2 separate regions of the Homo sapiens genome follow, and region 2 is linked to region 1. A link is a loop called in an ENCODE intact Hi-C map of the cell type or tissue named here. Cell type or tissue: heart left ventricle. All regions are shown on one strand. Each heading gives the region's core, and the rest is flanking DNA. Links, peaks and the distances in the headings are about the cores only. Region 1 has its middle 130 kb from the start of DEPDC1. Region 2 has its middle 230 kb from the start of DEPDC1.

What was found. Peaks named below come from ENCODE experiments on the same cell type or tissue, not always from the same donor. Only the 100,000 strongest peaks of a DNase experiment are listed, where the experiment ranks them.
Region 2: it touches region 1 in a loop (13-fold over the local background); 11 of 110 quality-filtered maps call a loop at or near these places.

Annotation. Positions count from the first base shown.
Region 1 is chr1:68,622,865-68,628,253 of GRCh38, reverse strand. No RefSeq gene overlaps it. Among named protein-coding and RNA genes, the nearest start is that of DEPDC1, 130 kb to the right of the region's middle. In heart left ventricle, for the core only: no CTCF peak of the experiment used is centred there; no DNase peak of the experiment used is centred there; H3K27ac peaks cover 1,269 bases.
Region 2 is chr1:68,722,486-68,727,874 of GRCh38, reverse strand. No RefSeq gene overlaps it. Among named protein-coding and RNA genes, the nearest start is that of DEPDC1, 230 kb to the right of the region's middle. In heart left ventricle, for the core only: no CTCF peak of the experiment used is centred there; a DNase peak (open chromatin) is centred at 2,414; H3K27ac peaks cover 277 bases.

The DNA.
Region 1 (5,389 bases), core at 246-5,245:
ATTGCTCCTGATTATATCATTATTATAAAATCCTTGTGCTGAAATTGCTTAGTCAAATCAAATTCAAAATGCTAAGGCTTTTGATGTGCATATCAATCACAGTGTCTTCAGTTACCATTTACTGAAAAAAAAAAAGCCTCAATCAATGGAATGGCTTAAATAAAGCCTTTTTAATGTATCTCATAAATACAGTCTAGAAATAATTCAGGTCACAGAATTGGTTTTCTCCAGTAGCACAACAATGCCACCAAGAACCCTGCTTGTTTTGGTCTCCTGCTCTGCCTACAGTGCTATGAGCCTCACAGATACAAAATGGGCTGCAAATTACTCTTAGAAGTACACTTTTACTCCTTGAGGCTCAGAAAATAAAACACATTTTCCCCAATTCTCAAACAAAAGGCCTAAACTTCACGTTGGATGAATTTGGGTCATGTGCTCATTCCTGAGTCAACTGCTTTAGCAAGGGAGTTAGATGGTATCATTAATAGTCCCACAAATACTATGAGTTCAAGTTTCCTCCAGCCTTCACTAACATTGAGAATTAATCTTTAAAAACCACAATAAAATCAAAAGCTGCCAACTTGGTAGGTAAAAGGAGTAGACCGTTATTCTCTTCTTTTTCTCTTTTTCTTCCCTTTCTTCCTTCCTTCCTTCTATTCATCAGTTTGAACTTTTCAGTGGTGAAAGCCTGGACTCTAAAATCACATGGTGTTTATTTGCATTTTGTTTCTCTGCATAGAGTTGTGTCATATTAGATAAGTTAGAGAAATTCTCTGCAAAACAAGAATAATAATAGTAGAGCCTCCTCCTTGGGGTTCTCATAAAAATAAAATAAAATAGTAATAAAAAACTGGTAAATGTTAGGTCTTATTAACAATTATAACATTATTTTCATAATTAAATTATTGTGAATTACATATTCATTCCTGTGCTCACTTTTCTGTTGGGAGTAGTCATTTTAACAGTAAAAAGAAGGCTTTATTTTGTTGTTTGAAGTATTTATTTTCTTATTTAAGACATGTATATTTCGGTACTCATATTTTCTTCATTCGTTAAAAGACAATGCCTACAGACCCTGGCCATGAGTGTCTGAAAAACTAGAAAGAGTAAAAAAATCAATCGTTGATGAGAGGGTGAGAAAATATTGGCTTAAATATTTTTGAACAAGAAATCCCTTTCCATCTCCCAAATACTTTGCAAATGAGGCACTGGTGTTAACACTATAGCTCCCTGGAATCTATACTAGACTTTCTTCACTATAGCATTTCAGATAAAAGTGCCAGCTATGATAGTTAAAGGAATGACAAATGCCAAAATGAGTTACCATAAAGACATTACAAGGGCTCACACCTGTAATCCCAGCACTTTGGGAGGCCGAGGCAGGCAGATCACCTGAGGTCAGGAGTTCCACATCAGCCTGGCCAACATGACGAAACCCTGTTTCTACTAAAAATACAAAAATTAGCTGGTTGTGGTGATTCATGTCTGTAATCCCACCTACTCAGGAGGCTGAAGCAGGAGGGTCGCTTGAACCTGGGAAGTGGAGGTTGCAATGAGCCAAGATTGTGCCACTGCACTCCAGCCTGAGCGACAACAGTGAGTAATAAACGTTATTTGTTAGACTTTTCATTAGTTCTAAAAATAATTAACTGTAAATCTCAGCCTCTTATAATATAAATATTTTTAACAAATAAAGGGAATGTTTTAGGGGGAAATATACATAATGAAAGAAGCTTCCCATTCACAAGTTATGAATACTCCTGTCCTGACATAGGAGGACTAGCTTAGTTTACAGGAACCTTATATGAAGCCCTCTCTCTAACTGGGAATAGAAATGACGATTTTTAGTTTGTTCAACATGTAGTGTGGTTCCTGTCTGAGTGGTGTTATTTCTGGCACCCTGATGAACCACTGTTAGGATTGGTCAAACAGGATCCAAGCCCCCTTCTTCCCTTTCAGATATTTTCTTCCTCTGGCATTGGTTAGGAGAAAGAGCCTCTTTCTTCCACTTTATCAGTTCTTTGATTCCTGACAAGTAAGGCCTATTGGAAACAAACTTGTTTTAGCTGTGCCCCTAAAATCTCCCACCCTGCCCCCTACATGCATGCCCCAGCTACATTTCCAATGGGTGTTGTTCAACCCTCATTCTTCCTTATCCCTCATGATATATAAATGGTGATTATGAAAAGCTCTCTATTGTGCAAATGGTCCTTATTGTCTTAAGCTTTTTTAAAAAAACCTGTCTTTTGAGAAAGTGGGAAGGTGTACCCTGTTCTCCAATATTTGGCAGTGTTCATTTTAACTGAATCACTTGTTAGGGCAAAATTGCTATAACCTATAATAAATGTTAAGATTGTCAGATGCATACTTATACTGAATTAATATTTTATAGCTCCTCAGCCCTGTGTGGGTTGGCTGTTCTACTGGAATGCTCTAGCACCATGGAAACGCTGGGAGATATTTTCTCTTAATTGTAAGAATGTTTGACAGATAACAGTACAGTGCCATGGAATTAAACTTTATTGCTGATGAATTCTGATTACTTTATAACCTGATTCTATTAGATGAGGTTTTGTTTTTGTTTTTCTTTTTAAGCATTGAAACACCTGTCCTTGTCCATAATCACTTTTTAAAGACTTAGTAAGTATTGTATTACCTATATAATTATCATCAGGTAGAGAAAGATATCCAGTTTTTTTAAAAATTAAAAATTATCTCCATTTTTTTAAAGCCCAACCTGTGAACTATGAATAAAATCTTTTTAGATAACTATTTCTTTAAAGAAGAAGAAAGAATCCTGCTAACATCTTTCTATGGCTAAACTATAATTTTAGTCACAATTATGTTAGCCTTAAATTCTAATGCTAAAAGATATTGGGATTTAGCTAGAAAAAAAATGTGTGATCCTAAAAACAAAATATATATGTATTATGCATTATTTGTTATTTATGTCTAAGAGAAACAGACTATGCTTCCATTCTTCCAGTCCAATGAAAAAAAATTCTTATTTTTCTAAGCTTAATACCTGTGAACCAGTTGACTCAGTCTTACCCTAAAACACTTTTGGCTCTTGTCAGTCAAGTTTATGATGGAACCTAAGCATCCTAATCCTTAGGCAGAGCTTCGTGGAAGAACAGGTAACTGCTAGGCTTGTTCTTTCTTGCTTGTCTCTTTTCTCAAAATCACTTAAGAAAGTCCAAGAAGCTGCTTATAGCCAACTAATTAAAGCCCTTTATTTTGTTCCTTCATGGTGCTGTGAAAAGCAATGGGAGGATTTCTCTCTGAGCTCTAAAACAATAAAGTCTTTCATTCATCATCTGCCCTCCCCTGGGGTCCCTCGTCAGCACCTGTCTTCACAGATCTGAGAAGTGGAGAGTAGCTAAGAAAGCAACATTCAAAATATCCAGTTGAAGATTGGTAGAGGAAACACGTGGCCACCTTAAAAATGTTTCTCCTACCACAGAGAGTTTACTAAGGAAAGAGATTTTTTTCCAGTTGGGAGTAACTGAAAAGGTTTGTAGCAAAGAAGACACTTAAGTAGGATGTGCACTTGTGCTTTGGGAGTAGCAAACCCAAGGTGGAAGGAGAAACTCAGCAAAATGTGGTAGGCAAAAAAATTGGTCCCTGGAAGTGTCTATATCTTAACCCCTACATTATCTTACTGGGCAAAAGGGACTTTGAAGAGTGATTAAATTAAGGGAATTGAGATGGGGAAATTATCCTGGATTATCTAAGTGGGCCCTAAACATGGTCACGGTCAGGATAGTTCTTCTAGGAGGGAGACAGGAGTGTGAGTCAGAGAAGGAGACAGGAGAACAAAAGCAGAGGTCAGAGTGATGCAATTGCTGGAATGTGGGCAGCCTCTAGATGCCAGAAAATGCAAACAGACAAATTCCCCACAGCACATCCAGAAGAAACACAGCTCTGCCAACACCTTGATTTTAGCCTACTGAGGCCCGTTTTCCGCTTCTGACCTCTAGAATTATAAGATAATAAACTTGCATAGTTTTAAGCCCCCAAATTTGTGTGTACTGTGGTTGCAGCAGCAATAGAAAACTAATACAAAAAAGTAAAGTGTGGGCTATTTGTGAAGAATATTAAATACTTCAGAGTAGACAGTGCGTAAGGACATTCAATGGAGGAAAAGATGGGAAGAATAATCACAAACAAGAATAAGGATAACATTTTGTTGTCCACTTAAAGTGCTTTCATAGTCATTGTTTTAAAAATATGATTCCCTTAACAACCTTTTAATCCAGGCATTATGATACTCTACAACTTCAAGATGAAGTAGCTCTGGCTCGTGGAAGCTAATTGCTTTGCCCAAGTTCACAGTTTGGTAAGCAGTAGAATTGGGCAGCAGCCAAGGTCTCCCAACTCCTCACCTCTTTCTCCTGCAGCACGTCACTCATTCATATCAGGGCAACTAAATTTAGAAGGGCTTCAATGTCAGGCCAAAAGGTGTAAAGTTTATTCTCCAGCAATAAATTAAAGGTTTTTAAGCATGGAATGACATAATTAATTAATACAACAGCATAATATAAAGTAGATCAGAGAGGGGTAGATAAAAATCTAGAGACAAGTTACACTAAAAGAATAATCCAGGAAATAGGAAAAGAAGGCCTGAACTAAAGCCAGCCAACAGAATGGAGAGAAGGTGGGGAGGGGATGGGGGCAGATGGAGAGAGAGACAAGAATTCATCATTTTGATTATTACCAATGAAAAAGTTATGATTTTCTAATATGTGCATATCTTTTAGACAACAAATTCGTGTACATTTAAATAGGATTTATAGATATAAATTATGATTTCCAAAATAAAAATTAAGCTTTTATACCTACATCAGACTATTTGACTTTTTACCTTTCCACTTCAGAAGATGGCAAAATTTTTGCTTAAAAAGATGAATCCCAATACCATATTTTTACAGTAATCCCTGACTTCTTTTTGTCTCATGAGGTCAACTATCTGATCACCAGTGAAAACTGAGAATAAAAAAGTGCCACTCTGTTATTCTCACAGTAATGGCCATATACTTTCTAAATCATCACCTTTCTGACAAGTATTTCTTGACCCCATCCATCTCTCACTCTATTACTTGTTTTCTATTCCTTTTGTATGCTGTTGTTAAGCTGCGAAAAATACCTTTGCATGGATGTCCTTGTTATATATCTGAAATATTTGCTGCTGCATTGTGACATATTATTTATTGCTGGTATTCATCGGTCAGTTCTCATCGTGCCCATTTTTCAATATTTGATTGCCTTTTATGACCTTGATTCCTAGAAGCTTTCATTAATTTTTTCCCTTTTACTTCAAAGATTTCAGAATTCTGATACTGCCATGGTAGGCTGAATATTGGCCCATCAAAGATGTTCATGACCTAAT
Region 2 (5,389 bases), core at 216-5,215, 100 kb before region 1:
TATTACAGAATTTATTAATTTTATCTGTTGTACATTACAGAAGAATTGAGCCAAAGTCATTTAGGACATTTTCTATAGACCCTAAAAGAAAGTCAAAAATCTGGCAAATCTCAATTGAAATTAACAATCCATTATGTGTATTAATATTAAAGGCAGCTGGCCATAAAAGAGCAATATAGATTTTATAAAGTATCAGGACTTACTTAATTGCATAAATATTGTTTGTCTCAAAGTAGTTACACCTAATATAAGGAACAATGAAGTAGTGATTGCTTTAAAAAATAATGTGATGGGTTTCAGCTTCTGGAAATAGCCGAATAGATCCTAACAAACCAAACCTCCTGCCAATAACAACTATAAATTCTGGGCAAAATATAATTTCAGTATCCATAAAAAGGAATGAGATCATGCCTTTTGTGGGAACATGGATGGAGCTGGAGGCTATTATCCTCAGCAAACTAACGCAGAAACAGAAAACCAAATACCACATGTTCTCAGATATATGTGAGAGCTAAATGATGAGAACACAAGGACACATAGTGGGGAGCAACACATTGGGGTTTGTGGGAGGGCCTGGAGATGGGAGGAGGGAGAGGAGCAAAAAAATAACTATTAGGTACTGGGATTAATTCTCGCATGATTAAATAATCTGTGCAACAAACCCCCACGAAATGAATTTACCTATGTAACTAACCTTCACATGTAACCTTGAACCTGAAATAAAAGTTTTCCAAAAAACTTCCTGGAGGCACTGGAGAATGAACAAAAGCAGGCAGATAATGGGTAAGAGGAAGGGCAAATTTTTGGAAGAAGGGAATAGCATAAGCGAGTTTCCCTTTTTAATAGAAATTTAGGAAACTGAGGGCAGGCCCTAGTCAGTTTAAATGGGGATATTAAAAAAAAATACACTGTTTTACCAACAAGATGAGCCAGGAATATGATGCTTATAGCGTAATATACAGAGAACACTCAAAGACTGAAGAATTCATGAGATATTTTTAAAGGGGATAGGTTGATGAAATAATCGTACAAAAGTGACATTGATTGTTGTGGACCTACTAAACATTAAGCATTGTGAAAAAATACCAAGTTAAATCTGGCACTGGTTCCACCCTCAAGTAGCTTATGGTAGGTAATAGATTACTGATCAATCCTATCAGTAAGGTACAGATTAAATTCTGTGAGCTTTCAGAGGAATAGATCAAACAAGGTTTTGGACAGATGAAAATCTGAGATGTCCTAAACGATGAAAAGTTTTGGATTTTGTAGAGAAAAGGGGAAGGTTATTGCAGGAGGAAGGACCAGCATAAGGAAAAGTTGAAGCAGTAAAAAGCAACTAGGAGACTGGGAATAGTAGGTAGTAAAATAGAATAGCTAGACCTGAGGATAAGTGAATGTTAGTAATAGGAAATTGTTTTGATAAGGTGGTTCATATCACTAAAAGCTTTTAATACCAACAACAAAAAGTGACCAAGATGCCCCCATCTCTTGAAACCCTAACATGCTTAAAAATTAACCGCTAGAAAGGAATCTTTAATTATTATGATTTTTAAGGAACTCATATCTCTAAATAGAGAAAAAGATAATAAAGTAGCTATGATTTAAGTAAAGATGTAAAAGAAAAAATTGTTATTAGATTTAAATCATACAAAAATATAGTCTAGTGATGAGTGACATTAGGAAGAAAGAGTTACATATATAAAGAAGAAAATTTTTAAAAGATAATATATAGGAGGTATGAACTAGAGGGCACAGACCTCTTCCAAAATCTTGACCAGAAACATCAGACAGAGAAACATTGTCCACTCAAGTCTGAGAGCACGTGATAGGTTTGTTCCACATGAGCCTTATACCTGTAGATGTGAGCCAAGGATAGAGGGAAAGAAAGCAGGAGAAATAAATATTCCAGTGTACCAGGAAATTAATCATTCCAGAGAAAATAATCAAATAGTATAAAAAAAAATTTCCCTCAGAAGACTTACAAGATACTGCATAATTTAGGTCACCTAAACAGCCTAAATAATCCACGTCTGATGTTTTCAGGTGCTTTCTGGTTATTGCTGCAGATCTCATTCCTGAATTAAAAGCACAATAATATGTTTATTTGTGGGGTACCTACATTTTAATGCTGCCTACTCAGTCTCTTTCTATTTTATGTTCATTACTACACAGAAGATACCTCTTCTGTAAGGCATCCCAGACAGTTTTGTTTTTACACACACACACACACACACACACACACACACACAGTATTGTTCTGGGGGTGTTACTGCTACTGAACAGGGGAGTCATGACAAGCAGAGCATATGATGACTGATAAACACTGTCTAATGGAATTACCTCTCGAGAAATTGTGGGTAATCTAATGAAACTGTTTGTTACAAACAGTCCAGGCACCTCCATGGTGGCACGATGCCCAGTTTCTCCATTGCCAGGAAACATCCATTCTCAGGGGTGGGGGAAGGAAGGGATCTGGTTAGCAAGGTCTGCTGATTTTCCCCTCTGTCTCAAATGCCTTCTCTTTGACATAGGTATTACTGTAACTTCAGGGATGCCATTAGGGGGTAACAGATATATATATCAGCAAAAGAAACTATGATCACCTTTTTCTGAAGACTAAATCAAACAAAAGTCAACCACATACACAAAGAACCCCAAACACACAGACATAGTCTGTGCCTCTCTAAGTTACCCAGAGATCTCCATCTAAAGAAGGCAGTGTGGTGGGTCTCTGCCTTCCCCTGCCATCTAGTGCTAACATAAAATGATTGTCTTTTATTTTGTGTTTAATTTTAGAAATATTTTCTTAGCTTGCAAGATTTAATTCAAGAGCCTCCTCCTCTATTATGCCATTCTAAACCTGTGTGTATCCATTTATGGGCAGATGGACATGTCCCCCAGTTTGTGCCGTGTATAAATAGATTCACTCCTATTGACAGAATTTTTTTTTTTTTTGAGACAGAGTATTGCCCTGTCCCCCAGGCTGGAGTTCAGTGGCACCATCTCAGCTCACTGCAACCTCCGCCTCCCAGGTTCAAGCAATTCTGCCTGTGCCTCCCAAGTGGCTGGGATTACAGGCATGTGCCACCATGCCCAGCTAATTTTTGTATTTTTAGTAGAGATGGGGTTTCATCATGTTGGCCAGGCTGGTCTTGAACTCCTGACCTCATGATCCACCCACCTTGGCCGCCCAAAGTGCTGGAATTACAGGCGTGAGCCACCGTGCCCAGCCTTGACAGACTTTTTTAAATGTCAATTACCTACCTCCCTCCTTGGATATCTCAATGTTATTCACATTTTGACAACATGAAACAAATAAATACAATAGGAAACCATAGATATCATGGTTCACATGTAAAGAGAACGCCACTTGAATCCCTTTTACTTGCTTTGTCCATGTGTCAGAACATATCATTAATCAATATTAGTGAGTTCAACCTTAATTTAACATGTATTGAGTGCAGTCCTAGGCACAGTGCTAGCAGTAGAGATTCACCAATGAGTGAAACACAATTTCTACCCTAAATGAGCTTAACAACTAGTGGAGAGTTGTAAGACAGAGAGGTAACACTATAAGGGCAGAGACTTTGTTATTGTTTAGGTAGTTCACTGATCCATTCCCCAAACCTAGAATAATGTCTGGCACATACAAGGTGAATGAATGAATAAATGAGGAAAGTACAGGAGGCTGTGACGGTGCATTGGAGAGGCAGTACTGGAGGGCTCACCACTGCTATACCTTCAGAATGCCACTCTGCCTGCTGGACTGGCCTTGCTATGTGTCCCTGAAACCACAGTCTCCTCACCTTGCACCATATACTAGCACTCAATATTTTTAGACACCTGTGCTGTCTGCTTTGCCCCTGAACACTAAGCATGACTATGCCTACAACATTACTGAAGGTACAGTACCATGATGACAATGATTATCAGGGAAAATTTGATAAGTAAGTATCAGCTTGAAAGCAAAAGGCAGCATGACACAATGGTTTCTACCACCTCTTTATTATGTGCCAGGCTTGAGTCATAGCCAAAAGTTTCAGTAGGTAGCAAAGAATTAGAGGATTTCATCATGTCTGCCTGTAAGCTCTGTTTATCGTTTTAGTACATTTATTAATATATTAATACATGGGGTTGTATATTATAGAAGGGAACAATTTCCTTCCTGTATCCAAATTCCTTTGTATCCTGCAAAATAGGAAGTATTGAGAAAAAGCCTCTGTTATTCCCTACACCACCTCTCTTACTTTTTCCATAGGAAGAAATCATGAATTATTTAACTAAAGAGATTGTTAAAGAAGAAGTATGAGTGCACATAGCTCTACCCCTTTTTTGGCTCTCTTTGGAGAGAGCTTGCCCCTAGGAAGTACACATTCTTACTTCCTCGAGGGTGAAAGGTTACTCAGGCTAAGCAGGCTCTGTTCTTAAAGGAAAACATCGAAGTCTCTACCTTGTAACAATGTAGGTTAGTAACCTACCATAAAATCCTATGAAGATTACTGAGAGCCCATTTGAACCTCAGATGTAAATTAGATTCTCCATTAAATTTTAGTGGGAATCGGTGGATGATTTGACCCTAAGTGATGCAAACCCCCCAAATATGAGACAGTTCTCAGTTAATTTAAAAAGTTTGTTTTGCCAAGGTCAAGGATGCACACTTGTGACACAGCCTCAGGAGGTCCTGACGACATGTGGCCAAGGTGGTAGTAGTACAGCTTGGTTTCACACATTTTAGGGAGACATGAGACATCAATCAAAATGTGTAACATGTACTTTGGTTCAGTCCAGAAACGGGACAACTCAAGGTGAAGGCGGGACAACTTGAAGTGGGGAGGGGGCTTCCAGGTCATAGGTAGTTAGGAGAATTTGGTTGCATCTTTCAAGTTTCTGATTGGCCTCTCCAAATGAGGCAATCAGATATGCACTTATCTCAGTGAGCAGAGGGGTGACTTTGAATAGAGTGGGAGGCAGGTTTGCTCTAAGCAGTTCCCAGCTTAACTTTTCCCTTTAGCTTCCTGATTTAGGGGGCCCCAAAGTTTATATTCCTTTCACAGTGATGAAAGTATCTATTTATCATTTTTTTCAGAACGTGGAGAGGGGAGTATAATTAGTTAGTTGGCTTCCTTAGGATCCCAGTGCCAATGACCAGGAATCTAATATTAACTGAGCACTTACTATATACAAGCAGTTAATGCTGGGTAATGTTTATGTAATTTGATATTCCACTATTTTCCAAATGTAGAAACTGAGGTATAGAGGGATTACATGGGTCCAAAGTCACATAACAAATCTAGGGCAAGTCTGTATAAATGCAGAGCCTGTGCTCATTCCTTTATACCACTGTGCCTTCTATTTTTCTAATGTGCTAAAAACATCACTTGGCATATCA